Regions from separate parts of the Mus musculus genome. Here region 2 is linked to region 1. A link is a loop called in an ENCODE intact Hi-C map of the cell type or tissue named here. Cell type or tissue: heart. All regions are shown on one strand. Each heading gives the region's core, and the rest is flanking DNA. Links, peaks and the distances in the headings are about the cores only. Region 1 holds the start of Wdr18 (WD repeat domain 18). Region 2 holds the start of Atp5d (ATP synthase, H+ transporting, mitochondrial F1 complex, delta subunit).

Evidence for each region. A loop is a pair of places that touch in the nucleus more often than their neighbours do. Peaks named below come from ENCODE experiments on the same cell type or tissue, not always from the same donor. Only the 100,000 strongest peaks of a DNase experiment are listed, where the experiment ranks them.
Region 2: a loop joins it to region 1, with 4 times the contacts of the local background. A loop is called at or near these places in 6 of 42 quality-filtered maps.

The regions. Positions count from the first base shown.
Region 1 is chr10:79,955,828-79,964,198 of GRCm38, forward strand. Wdr18 (WD repeat domain 18) reads left to right here and starts at 4,325. Exons shown (of 10, transcript NM_175450.4): 1 at 4,325-4,545; 2 at 5,175-5,285. The coding sequence starts at 4,336. In heart, for the core only: CTCF peaks have their summits at 2,485 (motif pointing left), 3,238 (motif pointing left) and 4,248 (motif pointing right); DNase peaks (open chromatin) are centred at 1,084, 2,514, 4,194 and 5,254; H3K4me3 peaks cover 2,354 bases; H3K27ac peaks cover 3,099 bases.
Region 2 is chr10:80,137,886-80,146,256 of GRCm38, forward strand. It overlaps Atp5d (ATP synthase, H+ transporting, mitochondrial F1 complex, delta subunit), which reads left to right and starts at 4,430. Exons shown (of 4, transcript NM_025313.2): 1 at 4,430-4,721; 2 at 5,947-6,100; 3 at 7,334-7,422; 4 at 7,538-7,933. The coding sequence starts at 4,581. The coding sequence ends at 7,660. It also overlaps a transcript of Cbarp not described here and a transcript of Midn not described here. In heart, for the core only: CTCF peaks have their summits at 3,667, 5,455 (motif pointing right) and 7,742 (motif pointing right); DNase peaks (open chromatin) are centred at 1,336, 3,586, 4,426, 7,516 and 5 weaker places; H3K4me3 peaks cover 5,989 bases; H3K27ac peaks cover 4,620 bases; H3K27me3 peaks cover 778 bases.

The sequences.
Region 1 (8,371 bases), core at 372-8,371:
CACCTACTTGCCTCCTGGCTTCCGGCTCACGAGTCCCTCAGCCTCCAGAGAACTAGAATCAAAGGTGTGTGCTGCCACACCTGGCTTGGCCACTTCCAGCTGTGATGTGCCTCAGTGGGCACCAGGGAGAGGGTCCCTGGGCACACCTTGACGGGCAGTGACCTTACACAGGGGACTTGGGAGACTGCATGACTCAAGGCAGATGCGGCCTAGTGGACAGGCCCAGACCTGGCCCACCCGATGCTCATCCTGCCTGCTCTGACTGAGGCTGGCCCAGGCTAGTCCATCCTCAGGTTGCTGACAGAATTGAGGAAAACAGCTGCTGGCTGGCTCCTACTAGCCCCTCAAACCAGCATTTTATACCCTGTTCCTGAGGAAGGATGTCATCCACCTGCCCCTGACACCCAACTTGGGGGTGAAGGATAAGGGCCAGCTGTTTTTGTATTTGTTTATTTATTTTTAAAGTCTTTCAGGAAAATTGGCTTAGTTGGTCCTGCTGTTTTCTCTCCTTGGCCAAAGAGCATCAGAAAGGGAACTTGAGTGGCCCTGAGGCTGCACAGCTCTGAGATGCCTCAGAGCCCTGTAGCACATCCCACCCAGGGATCCGAAACTACTCAGACCGGCAGAACAAAATTCCAGGGAGGTCAATTGGACCTCCCTCCTCCTGGGGGTGGGGGGGAGGTTCCAGTATCATCCTTTCCCTCCCTCCTCCTGAGGGGGGATCCACTATCATCCTTTCTCCCCGAGGAGTCCCCAGATGATGGGCCATCCATGGGGGGATGGTTAGGCAGTGACAGAATGGAAACATTGGGGCTACTGTATGGGGAATTATGTTTGTGCCTCAGTTTCCCCTGATGCAGCTCCCTCAATCATTGGTGGTTCCTTCCATTTTTTCAGAGGTCTGGCAACTGGGTGGTCTCAAACGCCCAAGTGTGGCTTTTGTTCTTAAAGCCTACACAACTGGACTATCCTCATTCCAGGGGCTGGGCTGGAGGCGGGCTGACCTCTAACCTCAGAGTCTGCCTGGCCACCCACCCCCAGGGAAGGAACGTGACCAAGCCTCAAGGGCTGGCCTGCTGCAGGAGAGCCTGCCCCAGCTGCTGTCCCTGCCCAGCACCCTAGAATGGAGGCTGAGAAAGCTTCAGGTCAGATAGGGATGTACCTGGGGCCTGAAGCACATGAACCCATCAGCCACAGGTTGTTGGGGCGTGGGGGGAGGCAAGGAACCAGTGGACTAGATTCCTACAAGGAGCTCACCCACCATTCAGACCTGACAAGTGGAACTTTGCACCCAAGTTCAAGCTCCCAAGTTGGCCTTTGACACACATACCTGACCCCCGTGCTGAGGACCCAAAGAAGATAGATTGTCTTCTATCTTTCTTTTATTTCTTATTATCTATTTAAATTCTGACATGGGGTCTCATGTACCCAGACTAGCTTCAAAGGCACCAAGTAGCCCAAAATGACCTCAGATTCCTGGTCCCAAGTGTTTGCAATGACACCTGTGCACCCATGCTTGTTTTCTGTGACACTGGGGATGAAACCCATCCAGGGCTTCATGCTGCTAATCCAACCCCCTCTACCAACTCTTCTACCCCCACTACTGAGCCCTTTCTTTCTTTCTTTCTTTCTTTCTTTCTTTCTTTCTTTCCTTCCTTCCTTCCTTCCTTCCTTCTCCTTCTACCCCCACTACTGAGCCCTTTCTTTCTTTCTTTCTTTCTTTTCTTTTCTTTTCCTTCCTTCCTTCCTTCTTTCCTTCCTTCCTTCCTCTCCTTCTCTTTCTTTTTGTTTTTTTCAAGACAGGGTTTCTCTGTGTAGCCCTGGCTGTCCTGGAACTTACTCTGTAGACCAAGCTGGCCTCGAACTCAGAAATCCGCCTGCCTCTGCCTCCCAAGTGCTGGGATTAAAGGCGTGCGCTACCACTGCTGCCTGGCTGAGCCATCTGTTTCTTGTTTCATTGTTTTTTAAATTAAATATGTATGTATCTGTGGGGGGGGGGTACATTCACTGGCATGCAGGTCCCTCTGAGTGCCAAAGGTGTTGGATCCCTGGAGCTGGAGTTACAGGTGACTGTGAACCACCCTGGAGAAGGTGCTGGGAACTGAACCCAGGTATCCTGCAAGAATAGCAAGTGCTCTTACCCACTGAGGCAGCTTGAGATAACCTCTCATTTCTCTTCTTAGTCACACTTTAGCATTAAAAGTAGCTTCATCCTAGCTCATAGGCAGCTGAGGTAGGAGTGTCTGGTGTTTAAGAACAACCTGAGCTTAAACCTTGGGGAATAAATTTCCTCTCTCCCATAATGAAGTAGCACATGACTGTCCCCTCTAACGTTCTCAAATGCAGCTCTACATGCTCCATCCTCTGCCAGACCTGTGTCTGTGCCACTGGACAGCACCTTGTTCCTGAGTTTCTTGCTCAAAGTGGTGCCTTCTCTTGAGAACCACCTACCGTGTCCTCCCTGTTCCCCCGCAGCTCGAGCCTGCCATCTTGGGGCCACATTGGGTGACACGCCTCACTCGGACTCGTTTCCTCTCTTTCTGGCCTGAGGTCGCAGGGTCGCTGAGTCCAATGCTTGCACCCAGCATGCAACCTTGCTCCCTTCACAGGCCCAATAGCTGCTCTTAGACCCAGCTCACCATCCCACCGTGCGTCCAGCTCTGCTGCCACGGCAGGCGCAGCGCTCTGGCAGCCACATTCCCAGCTGCGATTCCACAATTGCTTGCAATCTCCTTTACTAACAGCACATGGAGGGAGGGAGGGAGGGAGGGAGGGAGGGAGGGAGGGAGGGGACACTTGGTTTTAGACCTGGCCTATGACCAGCAGCTGTGACCCGAGGCTAAAGGTTGCTTGGCTAGAGATTGACCTTTTGGGTCTACACGGAGTGAACCGAATACAAATTTGAAATTTATGGCTCAAAAGAGGAAAGGGCAAAGAAGCGGCAAATCCATAAAGGGCGTGGGTCGATTGGTAAGAGTTTAATCACCAATTCACCTCAGCCAGACATATTATCCTTGATGAGTATGTAGCCTGATTTTACATGCAGTAAGTCACTAACTTCATTTGGTCTAAATAAAGTATAAAGATCAGTGGTTTATATTTTTGCTATAAAACAAGGTTTAAAAAGTAAACCGGGGGCTGGTGAGATGGCTCAGTGGGTAAGAGCACCCGACGGCTCTTCCAAAGGTCTGGAGTTCAAATCCCAGCAACCATATAGTGGCTCACAACCATCTGTAACAAAATCTGACTCCCTCTTCTGGAGTGTCTGAAAACAGCTACAGTGTACTTACATATAATAAATAAATAAATCTTTAAAAAAAAAAAAGTAAACCGGTTTCAGAGGGAAAGCCAGGAAAGGGGACAATATTTGAAATGTAAATAAAGTAAATATCTGAAGAAGAAGAAGAAGAAGAAGGAGGAGGAGGAGGAGGAGGAGGAGGAGGAGGAGGAGGAGGAGGAGGAGAAGAAGAAGAAGAAGAAAAGAAGAAGAAGAAGAAGAAGAAGAAGAAGAAGAAGAAGAAGAAGAAGAAGAAGAAAGAAGAAGAAAAGAAGAAGAAGAAGAAGAAGAAAAGAAGAAGAAGAAAAGAAAGTAAATAAACCGGTCACCGGTGGTGGAGGCTCAAGGCCACCCAGCACATAAAGAGACACTGTCTCGAAAAGAAAGAAGGAAAGAAAGAAAAAAAGAAGGAAAGAAAGAAAAAGAAAACAAAAGAAAGAAAAAAAAAAGACAAACCCAGCAAACAGGTAGCAAAAATACCTTCCACTACACAGAGGTAATACAGTGCTGACCGGCCAGGGACTCCCCAGTCTTCTACGCATGTGCAGGAATCCAGTTTTGTTTTGTTTTGTTTTGTTTTGTTTTGTTTTGTTTTGTTTTGTTTTGTTTTGTTTTGTTTTGTTTTGTTTTGTTTTGTTTTGTTTTGTTTTGTTTTGTTTTGTTTTGTTTTGTTTTGTTTTGCCCCGCCCCGCCCCGCCCCGCCCCGCCCCGCCCCCGAAGAAGCTCCTGGTGTTCTTTAACCTGCTTGGCTGGGTCTAGCATTACGCCTTTCGCGCACTGGCTTGTACGCATGTGCAGGTCGTCTGGCTACGCCCTCTCACCTGCTGCTAGCTCCGCCCCAGAGCCGCGAACTTTTTACGCATGCGCACGTTAGGGCTCCTGGAACCCGTAAAGCACCAGGCAATCAACAGCCTCCTCGGCTTGGTGAAGCTACCGCGCATGCGTAGACTTTCCAGTTTGGCCTCTAGGAGGCGCTATGGCCGTTCTAGTCGGCCAGGAGCCATCTTAACAGTCTCTCTAAGGATGATGGGATTCAGGGGCGGGACTGGCAGAGCAAGATGGCGGCGCCCATGGAAGTGGTGGTGTGTACTGACGCCGCGGCACAGCTCTGGAGCTGCGTGGTGTGGGAGCTTCATTCGGGCGCCAACCTGCTCACCTACCGAGGCGGCCAAGCGGGGCCGCGAGGCCTGGCGCTACTCAATGGCGAGTACCTGCTGGCGGCGCAGCAGGGCAAGAACTACATCTGCGCCTGGGAGCTGCAGCGTAAGGTGTGGGGCCTCAGCGTCCGCGGGGCAGCCGAGAGTCCTGGGGCGCCGCCAGGGTTGGGGTCCCGGCGACCCTGGGGTGGCTGCGTGACAGGGCGTACTCGGAGGCCGAGGGGTTTTCTCCTAGGGAGATGGCGCCAACGCACGCGTGCTCAGATGAAGATCGATGGCGAATCCGCTTTTGCACGCTTGTAGTGTTAGGGACGCCAATTTTGATGCAGAAGGGAAAATGGGGTCCGTTAGAGGTCATGCTTTTGGACAGCATGGCAGATCAGAGATCTTGAGGAGCCGCAGGAAGACAGAGACCGACGGCCCGTCCTTTTGTTACCCTCGTAAAGAGTCGCAGATCTTCATAGTCAGGACTGACTGAGGCCTGGGGTTACTGGTTCTGATGTTTCTGGAACACAGAGCTTCCTTCTTGTCCGCTGGGATCCCTACTGCTGAGCCCTGACCCTGCCCTTCACTGGGAGGTTCTAGGCAGTGGTTCTAACCCTGAGCCGCACCGACAACCCCTCACTTGAGCAGTCTGTCTCCCCAACCCCCTTACTCTTGCTCTCTGTACTAAAAACTTTAACCTTCCATTGCCTCCGTTCTGATACTCACATAGTTTGTCTTGTATCCTGTGTCCCTAGGATCAGCTCCAACAGAAAATCATGTGTCCTGGGCCTGTCACCTGTCTGACCACAGCACCTAATGGCTTGTATGTCCTGGCAGGAATTGCAGAGAGCATCTACCTGTGGGAGGTGAGAACAGCTTGTCACACGTATGTGTCACTTGGGAATGCTAGAGAGTAAAACTGGTTGGTGTCCAGTTTTACCTGAGGTAGGCAGGTGGTCTTGGAGATCTTACCCATGACTTCTGAAAACAAAAATGTGGCCATGTCTATAGGGTCCTCATTTGTGACTGAGATACAGGACAGTGTTCAACCTGCTGGTGGCTCTAGTGCTGTCGTGAGCAACCAGGAAAGAAACTTAGAAAAGGGCAGTGACCAGAATTAGTACAGAGGAGGAGGAGGCAGGAACCAGAAGCAGTGCAGAGGAGGAGGAAAGCATTTATTTACACTTGTGGTTTATATGAGGGAAGTCAGCGCAGGAAGCAGAAAGTCAGTTAACATCCATAGTCAGCAGCAAAGAGAAATGCTCCCGTGATTGACTACACTTGTTGCTCTTGCAGAGGACCTGGGTTCAATTCCCAGCACCCACAGAATGGCTCACAGCCATCCATAACTTCAGTTCTAGAGAACTTGACACCTCTTTTGATCTCAGTAGGCACCAGACTGCCCACTGCATGCACATACAGGCACGCAGGCAAAATACTCATAAAGGAAATAAACCTGAAAAAAGAAAGAAAAACTGTCTACTGAATGAGAGAGCTGGCTCAGCAGTTAAGAACATTGGCTGCTCTTTCAGGGGATCCAGGTTTAGTTCACAGCACTCACATGGCAGCTCACAACTGTCTGTAGCTCCAGGGAACTAAGCACCTTCAAATCTGGCCTCTGAGAGTACCCCTAGACCTACAAAGAAATTTAAAGCCTGGCAGTGGTGGCACACGCCTTTAATCCCAGTCCTTGAGAGGCAGAGGCAGGTGAATTTCTTAGTTCAAGGCCAGCCTGGTCTACAAAGGGAGTTCCAGGACAGCCGGGTCTACACAAAGAAACCCTGTCTCTAAAACCAAAAAAAAAAAATTTTTTTTGCCGGGCGTGCCTGGTCTGCAAAGTGAGTTCCAAGCTATACAGAGAAACCCTGTCTTGAAAAAACCAAAAAAAGAAAAAAGAAAAGAAAAGAAAAAAAAGAAATTTAAAATAAAACTATCCGGGGTCCTGAGAAATGATTCAGCAGTTAAGAGCACCGACTGCTCTTCAAGAGGTCCCAAGTTCAATTCCCAGCAACCACATGGTGGCTCACAACCATCTGTAATCCAATGCTGTCTTCTAGTATCTGGAGACAGCCACAGTGTACTCAAATATATAAAATGAGTAAGTAAACTTAAGAAAAAAAATAAAGTAAAACTTACCATAAGCCCAGTGATAGCCAGCCCCCCTTGTCTCACAGTCAGGCACAAAGGTACCAGCACCCTGCTTCCCACAGAGCCAGAGGTCCTTCTGCTGGCCCCAGCTGCCTGCCTCTGGGTCAGGACTAGTTAATAACCCTGGAGAACTGAAGGGTCCAGGCTGTCCTGACCTGGCCTTATGTGGAGGGAAGGTGCCGGCAGCACAGAGCTGAGCTCAGCCATGTTTCTGCTCCTCCTGGCTTCATCTTCCTCCAAACCATGCCAGGACCTCCATGGCATTCTCAGCCCATGATGCTGAAGCTGGCTTGGGCAGAGAGGAAAACCAAAGCCAAGGTCTTACAGCCCCACAGCGTGGCTTGTGCTGCTGTGTACTGAGGGCCCCGTGTCTGAGACATCCCCTTTATTCTGTGCATATGTACATGCTTTGTACGGGAGTGTTTGCATGTAGGCAACAGGAAACACCTTCAGTGGTTGGTCCTTGCCCTCCATCTTGTATGGGACAGGATCCCACTGTTTCAAGTTTCCAAGAATTCTCAGAATGCCGTAGACAATCACTGTAGACTGGAGATCGGAAGGTGGATCTTCACATTTAAGTGGCAACTACATGTCCTTTGATTTTCGTTGTCAGTCTTATGTGGCCAGGCTGGTGTTGACCTCATTATGTAACCCTTGACTTCCAGACCCACCTGGTACCACCTCCCCAGTGCTGGGGTGGAGCCCAGCACCGAGCCTGTTGGGCAGGGACTCAACACTTGCCGTCTCAACCTTTTAAAGCACTCTTTAAACCCTTTGGTTTTTGGTCTTTTTGAGACAGGGTTTCTCTGTTTAACCCTGGCTGTCCCGGAACTTGATCAGTAGACCAGGCTGGCCTTGAACTAAGGGATCCACCTGCCTCTGCCTCCACCTCTGCTTCTGCCTCTGCCTCTGCCTCTGCCTCTGCCTCTGCCTCTGCCTCCACCTCTGCCTCCACCTCTGCTTCTGCCTCTGCCTCCACCTCTGCCTCTGCCTCCACCTCCGGAGTCTGCGGCTAAAGATGTGTGCTACTGCTGCCCCGCCTCTCTCAGCCTTTTAAAGCAGACTTTTTTTTTTTTTTTTGTATATGAGTATTTGCTTGCGTGTGTGTCTGGTGCCCTTTGGAAGCCAGAGGTGTAGGCTTCTCTGGTGGATGTGACCCTCCTTGTGGGTGCTGGGAATCAAACCCAGGTTCTCTGGAAGCACAGCCAGTGCTCTAACCACTGAACTATCTCTCCAGCCCCAGCTTACTTTTTTTTGTTGTTGTTGTTTTGAGACTGGAACTCACTCTGTAGACCAGGCTGGCCTCGAACTCAGAAATTCGCCTGCCTCTGCCTCACAAGTGCTAGGATTAAAGGCGTGCGCCACCACCGCCTGGCTCCCAGCTTACTTTCTTATGCGACCCAGGACAACCTTCCCAGGCTGGTACCATCCATAGGTGGAGGGCCCAGGTCAAACATTTAATTAAGATACTGGCCCACAGGGCAGCCTGGTGGAAGCAGTTTCTCAGTTGAGGTTCCTTCTTCCCAGGTGACTCTTGTTTGCCTCTCCAAGCCTAGCTTGGTGCCTCCTCTTGATGAAGGGCTGGCTGGCTTTTGCCCCACCATGGTGTCTTTAAAGATTTCTGATGGCCCCCAGGGGTACTGCCCAGCTCATAGGTTCTTGGGCTAAAGCTGATATGGGAATTGTCCCTTTCTCTGGGGTGAGGACCTGTAAGTCTCAGCATCTTTGTGACACCCAGGGGCCTCTGGGGCCTAAGGTTCTGCTGACAATTGTGGCCCACACTCTCTTGGAGATGTGAGCGTGT
Region 2 (8,371 bases), core at 106-8,105, 180 kb after region 1:
AGGTGTCCTTCTTGTCTCAGGGTCTCATGGTGCAGAAAAGGAATTGAAGGTAGTGCACCTAAGGTGTGGGCGGGGCTGTACTAATGATTCCCCCACCCCCAGTCACGACTCGATAGGGAAAGGTCCTTGTTCCCCACACTGGTGGGAGTGCAAAGGACAAAAGACGCTCATCTGTTCCTGGCCTGAAAATTTTGGTTCCCATGGCGACGGTGCGCAGGGCCGCGCAGTGGCGGGGGGGGGGGGGGGGGCTGTTGCCAAGCAGAGGGAGGCGGGCGGGGGCGCGGGGGAGGCCGCCCACAGGGGCGCCCCAAGGCTTGGCCAAGATGGCTGCTCACCAGGCCTCTGCCAGAAGCGTGGAGAAACTGAGGCTAGGGCACATCATGGGGTGGGGTGGATTCAGAAGGGGCTTGTTAAAACTGCACCTGACTCAGTCCGGGAATGAAGATGATTCTGGAGTAATAAAGGCCATTTTGGCCATCCATCCCTACTTCCCACACCAGCGTGAGCATGCAAACCCCTTTCCCATGGAAGAAGAGCCCGCAGGCTCCACCGTCACCAGTGTTTTTCAGACTGGATGGTGGAGGAGTTGTGGGGCGAAACCTGAATAAACGATGTACCCCCCCCCAGAAGGCTACGTTTCCTCAGCGCACCCAGGCAGAGAGCAGCGGGCATCAATTTTGGTGGGTGGCATGGGGCGCATACGTAGGTCGGGAAATGAATTCAGGCTGGAGGGGGTGGGGCATGGTGAGGATGGTAATGAGAGGTGGGGGAGGAAGATGGCTGGAGACCCAAGGCGAGGAAGGCGGGGTCATGAGAGCCAGCGAGAACGCAAGCCTAGACATGGAGTCCCCACAGAACGTCCACCAGGCCCCCCAAGTAGGATACGGTGCGGAAAAGCGCAGAGAACGCGACGCCAGGCTCGTGAGGATCCAGGAGGCCAAGGCGACAACGCTCTCGCCCTGTCACTAGGGTAAACTGAGGCCAAGGGCAGGCATGGGCTGGCTCCCTCTCGGGGCTGCGGGCGGTGGGCGGGGTGCAGGGCCGCTCAGGCCGTTCCCACGCTCCGCTCCCTTCCCGGAGCCGCGCGCGACAGGACCAGTGGGCCAGGGCGGACCCTGGAACTGGTCGCCATCCCCTGGCCGCGCGCATTCGCCCGCCCGTCCCCGCCCGGCCCCGTGCGCCAGGGCCCGCCGCGCCTACCTCAGCGCCGGGGCGTGCGGCCCATGGGCGGCGGGAGGGCGGGCGGCAGATACACGGCTCTCCCGGTTGGCTCTGGAGCTCGGTGGCCGCGGAGCCGACGGAGAATTTATGAATGGGGAGAGCAGCGCACGGGGGAGGCGCGCAGGAGAGGTGGGGCCGCGCACGTGACCGCGTTGGCGGTGCTCCCGCTCCGGCCCCTGGCTCTGTGCACCCGGTAACCGCCCGGTCCCGCAGCCTGACCGCCCCCGCCGCTCTCGCCGCCGCGTCTGGCTCGCACTGCGATGGCCACCGCCTCCCCTTCCCTTCCGGCGGGGGCGTGGGGCGGAGCCTGAGCTCCCGCGCCCCCTCCCGCTGTAGCGCAGTCCCGCCCCCCTCACCCCTGCACGACTCAGCCTACCTGGTGCTGCAATGTCCCAGAACCCGGTGCGGGCGGGGCGCATTACGCCCCTAAGCTAACGCGGGTATCTCAGGTCTCTGGGACCCTCAACTATCTAGTTTGTCACCTGCCACTCCAGATGTGCAATTCCAGTTTGCATATCCCCTTGGTTTACAAGCCATGAGATATAGGTACATCCCCATCCCCACTTGCATGTTTTTCTTTTATGCTGCTCTTTGGCAGGTTCCTTTATGGGTCCAGCAGATAGCCAGTGCTGTAAAACACCTACTGGGAACTTGCCCTCAGAACTGTGATGGTCCCGCACACCTGCATTTGTAAGGTGAAATCAAGTGGATCAGGAGCGCAAGGTCAACCTCAGCTACACAGAATTCTAGGCCAGCCTGAGCAGCACAAGACCCCTTCTCAAACAAGAGAACTGTAGTGAAAGAGCTGAGCAAACTAAGGTACCTGCGGCCGAGCCCAAGCAGCCATGTTTCATCCCTCAGTCCCGAATAGGAAAGGAAGAGTGCCTCCCCTCACAAGTTGTCCTTTGACACCCAAAGATTTGCTATCCCCTTGCCCACTAACTAAATGAATGTAATAACATTTAAACTTGCATCCATAGAGGTCTGTTATGGAATGATCCATACCTTATAACTCCTTCCACTTGCAGACAGTTCTCTTCCCGGTGGTGCCTGGGTTCGAACCCAGGGTCAGTCTCATTATAAGAGCCTATGCACCAGGCGTGGTGGGGCACGCCTTTAATCCTAGCACTGCGGAAGCAGATGCAGGTGGATCTCTGAGTTCGAGGCCAGCCTGGTCTACAGAGTGAGTTCCAGGACAGCCAGGGCTACACAGAGAAACCCTGTCTCGAAAAACCAAAAAAAAAAAAAAAGAGCCTATGCTCCCAGACCATACCTGCTTATTCCCTGCTTGGCCACACAGTCAAATAAGTGTCATCATGAAGGTGGGTCGCTTACACTGACTTCCAGGACACCATCCTCCTTTTCATTTCAGTGAAGGGGATTAATCCACAGACCCGAGGCTGGCCTGCACTACCAGGATAGACTTCCGAACCCAACCAGGTTGGTCTCAAGCTCATGAGTGTGTCAGAACACATGGATTTTCCAAATACTAAATATTCTGGGGGGGGGGGTCGTGAATTTACATGCCTTTGAAGGTCAGAGGAGGATGTCAGATCTTCTGAAGCTACAGGCAACTGTTAGCTGTCCCCCATGGGCACTGAGAATGAAGCACACGTCTCTTGGAAGAACAGTGCTCGTTGCTGATCTCTGAACTATCTCTCCAGCACCCTAGGTTTAGTTTTTAGAAGACTTGTCTGGTAAGGCACAGTGGCCATGGGGGTAGGAAGAGGACACTCACCACCGGACAAGCATGATCTTTCTAGCGTTGAGTTCTTACTTCATGGAGCATTTGAGTAGATATGGGATCCTGGGACGGGTATGGGTGTGTGTGTGTGTGTGTGTGTGTGTGTGTGTGTGTGTGTGTGTGTGCGCGCGCGCGTGTGTATCTGTTTAAGAGCTGGAGTAGGGAAGGGAATGGGGTTTCTAGCTGCCCACTGCCCAGGGAAACTGTCCAGATTATAGAGACTGGGAACTAGGTGTCTCTCATAGAGATTGATTAAGGCCAGGACTGCTGGCTTTTGAGCAGGTCTGCGTGCCAGAGTCTCTAGTTAGTAGAATAAGTTTGTAGTCTAGCTTGTAGTCTTGCATCTGCCAGGCTCTGGTTCAAGGGTGACCACGACCCTCTAGCTGCCAGCTGCTCCTCTAAGATCCAACAAAGCTAATGGCTTTCCTTCTGTTTGCCCCATCAAGCCTATGCCTGCATTTTCTGTGAACCTACGTGGTGGGGCATGGGGACCAAGAGCTGAGCGGAGGCCGGAACCTGCGTGAGTGCGGGGGCAGGGTGATGACGTCATGACCGAGAGCGAGGCTGCGCGGACAAGACTGGCGTCAGTGGGGCCCCTTGGCCGCCTGCGCACGGGCTCCTGCGTCAGTGGCACGCAGGGGCGGAGGCCCGCAGGGAGGGGACTGCGGAGAAGAGCGAGTACATCTCCAGGTTTCGCGCGCCCTCTGCCGCCATCCGGTGCACTTCTTTCCTGGCACGACCTCTCCCCAGCACGCACCGCAGCGGGCATCATGAAATTTAATTATTTATTTAGCAGCTTCTCATGATGTAGTCCTGGTTGGTCTCAAACTCATGGAGCCCCGCTTGAGTCTTCCTCCGGGGAGTTGGGATTAACTGCGCCTGGCATATGCATATATATATATGTGTGTGTGTGTGTGTGTGTGTGTGTGTGTGTGTGTGTGTTTCGAGATAGGATTTTTCTGTATAATCCTGGCTGTTGGCTGTCCTGGAACTCACTCTGTAGACCAGGCTGGTCTCAAACTCAGAAAGCCGCCTGCCTCTGCCTCCCAAGTGCTGGGAATAAAGGCACGCGCCACCACTGCCCATCTATATTTGATGCACTTTTGGAAATAGGTTGTTCCGAGTGCGGGGATTGCAAGAGTGTGTCACCGCACTCTACATTTTAATTCTTCTGTTCCAACACGTTACAGGTTTGCTTCTTCTGGGCCTCGAATGCTTGGCACCTGATATCAAGCCCATATCATTTCCGCGCAAACATTCCCCTCCTGAGGGAATATGTTCGTTTGCAGAAAGAACCGCATCCCAAGAACCCAGAGTCGTTTGCTGTTAGAAGGCGAAGAAAACTACAATTCCCAGAATGACCCACCCGGCATAGGAGGATCCCACTTCTAGGCATCACTGCAAGGGGTGGGGCCAAGGGAAAGTATACCTCCCAGAATGCTCAGCGCGTACTGCATCGCGCAGCCTTCGGAGAATCCTGTGCGCGTGCGTTCTTGTGGGAACTGCGCCTCCCAGAAGGCACCGCGCGTCGTCCTTCTCCCTCCCTGAAGGCCGCCTCGCTTGCCCAGTGTGTCGGCCGCCCGCGAAGCTAGAGTCCACTGACTTTTCCGCCACCATGTTGCCCGCCTCACTGCTTCGTCACCCGGGCCTGCGCCGCCTGATGCTTCAGGCGCGTACATACGCCGAGGCCGCCGCTGCACCTGCCCCCGCCGCCGGGCCCGGACAGATGTCCTTCACCTTTGCCTCCCCGACGCAGGTACGAACTCACATCCCCCAGACTCGTCAAGCCCCTGATCTGACCCGTGGAAGAGGTTCTCTTGTATTAGGTCATTTGTTTCATCCCCATGGGGCCCTGTGAACCTCCCCCCACCCCAGACCTCACCCCTGGATGGGGTCACCTGGACCCAGGGCTCGACCTCAGTGTTCACTGAAACTTCATGCTCCACCCCTAAGGGCGTCACCTGGACATAAGACTCCACCCTCTGGGAGGTGGATCACCTATATCTGGAACCCAGATTTTGCCTTCACAAACCCTTCTGTTTTGGGGTGTTCTAGGCTCTACACCTTGGTGGTGGTCACTCAGGCCCTGTCCTTGGGTGTTGTACCCGAGATTGATATGAACCCCAGGCTCTACTCAAGGCTTAGGTGGTGTCACTTGGAGCTAGGATGAACAATGGAGCACAGAGCAATGCCTTTGGGTTTTACATGGCTCACAGTTTCTACCCGTGGGGGATTCCCCAAGTCCCCAAGCTGTTGCCCAGATAGGGGTCACCAGTACCCAGACCTGGAGCTCTTGGAAATTGCCTGGACCCAGATCCTGAAGGAGATTTGGACTCAGAACAGAAGCCTGGCCACTGTTGGGGTCACCTGGGATTGACCGAAGCTCCTCATCCTGTTGGGTTTGCCTGGACCAAATATCCTTTTTTTTTTTTTTCTTTAAAGATTTACTTATTTATTGTATGTAAGTAAACTGTTTGTTTTCAGACAAACCAGAAGAGGGCATCAGTTCTCATTATGGGTGGTTGTGAGCCACCATGTGGTTGCTGAGATTTGAACTCAGGACCTTCGGAAGTGCTCTTACCCACTGAGCCATCTCTCCAGCCCTGGACCTAATATCCTTAATTGGATAGACCTTAGCCAAGGTTTTACCAACTTACAGCCATGCTATTTGTAAGCCTGGGTTGGTTTTACACTTTTGACTACCTCATAGCAACTTCCTGAGTGGTTGTGAGACAGCCTTTGGGTTTCTCAGAAACCCCATACCAGGGGCTGGATCAGCACGCTGCACTACACTGCATTGCCCTCTGTTTCAGTCACCTCTTCTAGACACTCTTTTAGACATAGACATTTCACAGGTGAGCAAGCTGAGTCTAATGTCAGCTCTTGGTAGTGTCTGTGTCCCATCAGAATTCCATCCTCTCTGTGCCCACTGTACAGCAGGCATGGGATAATGCCTACCCCATGGTGTACACTCTCTGCAGGTGTTCTTTGACAGTGCCAACGTCAAGCAAGTGGACGTGCCTACGCTGACTGGAGCCTTTGGCATCTTGGCATCCCATGTCCCCACACTACAGGTCCTACGGCCTGGGCTGGTAGTGGTTCACACAGAAGACGGCACCACGACTAAGTACTTTGGTGAGTGTGGCCCAGGATGCATAGACGTTCAGGTTTGAGAAGGGCAGGGAGAAAGCAAAGGGAAGAAGCTTGCCCAGCCTGCCATGACAAAGATGTGGTCATCTGGGGCACAGAGTAAAGCCAGCAGCTGACCTCGCCATAGCTGGGCAGGAAGACATGGAGAAATGACGGTTGAGGAGCTAAGCCTTTAGGGTAAGATAGCCTTGGTGTAGGAGGGAGCCGGTCTGAAGGACCCACGTTTCCGGGTTGGACTTCCATCTTGCCCCTTCTCCAGATGAAGGGGTGTGTCTTGTCTTCTCTCATATCTCATTATTTAACAATACCCACGATGGAACCCAGGGCCTGGAGCTTTCTAGGCAGGGGATACAGCCCATGGTCATCGCTGGGGGATTCCAGCCGAGGGCTCCGGGCTCCGTCCACGAGTCAGGCCCCCACACACTGTTGTTCTGTATGGTTATGTTTGGGCAAGTACCAGAGCAGGCGTGGCGGTGAAGGTGGGAAGGATGTGTGCACACATGTGACGGAAGGACATTGGTGGCACCCTCCTTCATAAGCTCTTTCTGTCTTTGTTCCTTTGAGATGGGCAGAACCTGAGTTTGCCACATTCTTAGCGAGGCAGGCTGGCCAGTGAGCCACAGACACTCTCCTGCCCTACTCCTCACCATTAGGATTGGCTTCCCGCAAACTCTGCTCCTTCTCTCTGCACAGTGGGTACTCTCTCTGCACTGGCTCTGGGGCCCTTCAGTTTCCTTTTCGGTTTGCTTTCTGATTTTAAAGCAGTGTTTCCTTAGCCATGCTGACTTTGAATTTCTGATCCTCCACCTCCTGGGTGATAGGGGTGACAGGTTTATGTTGGCATACCCAGTTTCTGCCTTGCTGAGGGTTGAACCCAGGATCTTGCACATGCCAGGCAAACACAGTACCCACCGAGCCTCAGTCCTGGCTCCTCTTTTACACTTAGTTTGAGGGAAGACCTCTCTGTGTTGTCTTGAGTGGCTTTGAACTGGCAGTCCCCTACCTCAGCCTCCCCAGGGGGCTAGGCGACAGGTGTGCACCGGGCCTGGCCATCCTTTGCCACCATCCACATGCTTGGCCTGTGCCCCAGTCTTGCAGGGTCACTCTGCAAGTGGCCTAGAGTGGGCATTGGCCTGGGGAGGCAGAGGGCTGGTGGCCCTGAGCACACATGGGCGGTGAGGCTGCCCAAGGAGGCTGCTCAGACCCTCTCCTCCACAGTGAGCAGCGGCTCCGTCACTGTGAATGCCGACTCCTCTGTGCAGTTACTAGCTGAAGAAGCTGTGACACTGGACATGCTGGACCTGGGGGTGAGCAGTGGATGGGAAACTAAGGCAGGGCAGGGCAGGGCAAGTGCTGCTCACAGGAGTGTGCTTTCCTGCTTCCGGCCCTGCCTGTCCCTCACACTGGCCCACTCCTCTGCAGGCAGCCCGGGCCAACCTGGAGAAGGCGCAGTCAGAACTGTCAGGTGCGGCGGACGAGGCAGCACGGGCTGAGATCCAGATCCGTATTGAGGCCAATGAAGCCCTAGTGAAGGCCCTGGAGTAGGTGGTACCTACTGTCTGACACCCACGGGGAAACTGAGCCAGGTCCAGGCCGATGAGAAGTTCCCAGTGGGCTGAAGTGGCCACCAGGGGTCAGCAGTGCTCCAGTTGCTGGGCTTAAAGCTTCCTGGTGCCTGTCTGCCAGGTCATGGAGGATTCCCCAATCTGGCATCCCCACGATGCCTCTGGAGAGATGGCCTTGATTGCCCCTCAAAGCCACCTGAACCGTCGTCAACTTACCCAGCCTGTCTCCATTAAACACCAGGAACCAACTGAGTGTTCTGTTTCTAACTGCACAGCACAAAGCTAGGGCTCTCTTCAACCCTGCCTGGGGTTCCTGTGTCTGGCTGGGCCCCCAGAGGCAATCGGCGACTCTGGGTAGGAAACATGGTGGCTGGTTGTTGGGGTGCTGCCTGCTGGAATGGGTGGGATGGGCAAGCGTTGAGGGCAGGGCATGAAGTAATGGGTGTGACTAGTGCTGCTGGCCAGGCAAAGCGCCCTGACCACCAGCCAGGCCCCCCTGTCCCACCCCACAGGCTCTGGGAAGAATCGGGAACCACCTGCTCCCACAGAGGCTCCGCCCTAGGCACACCCAACCTGTGGGTGGCCCTAGCCTGGCTGGCTGCCTTCCCAGTCCCAGTTGGCACCTCCTTAGGCACTTAGGCCCCTAGCTGCCCCTGGGTGGGGTGGGGAGGCCTGGTAGGGGGTGGCCTTG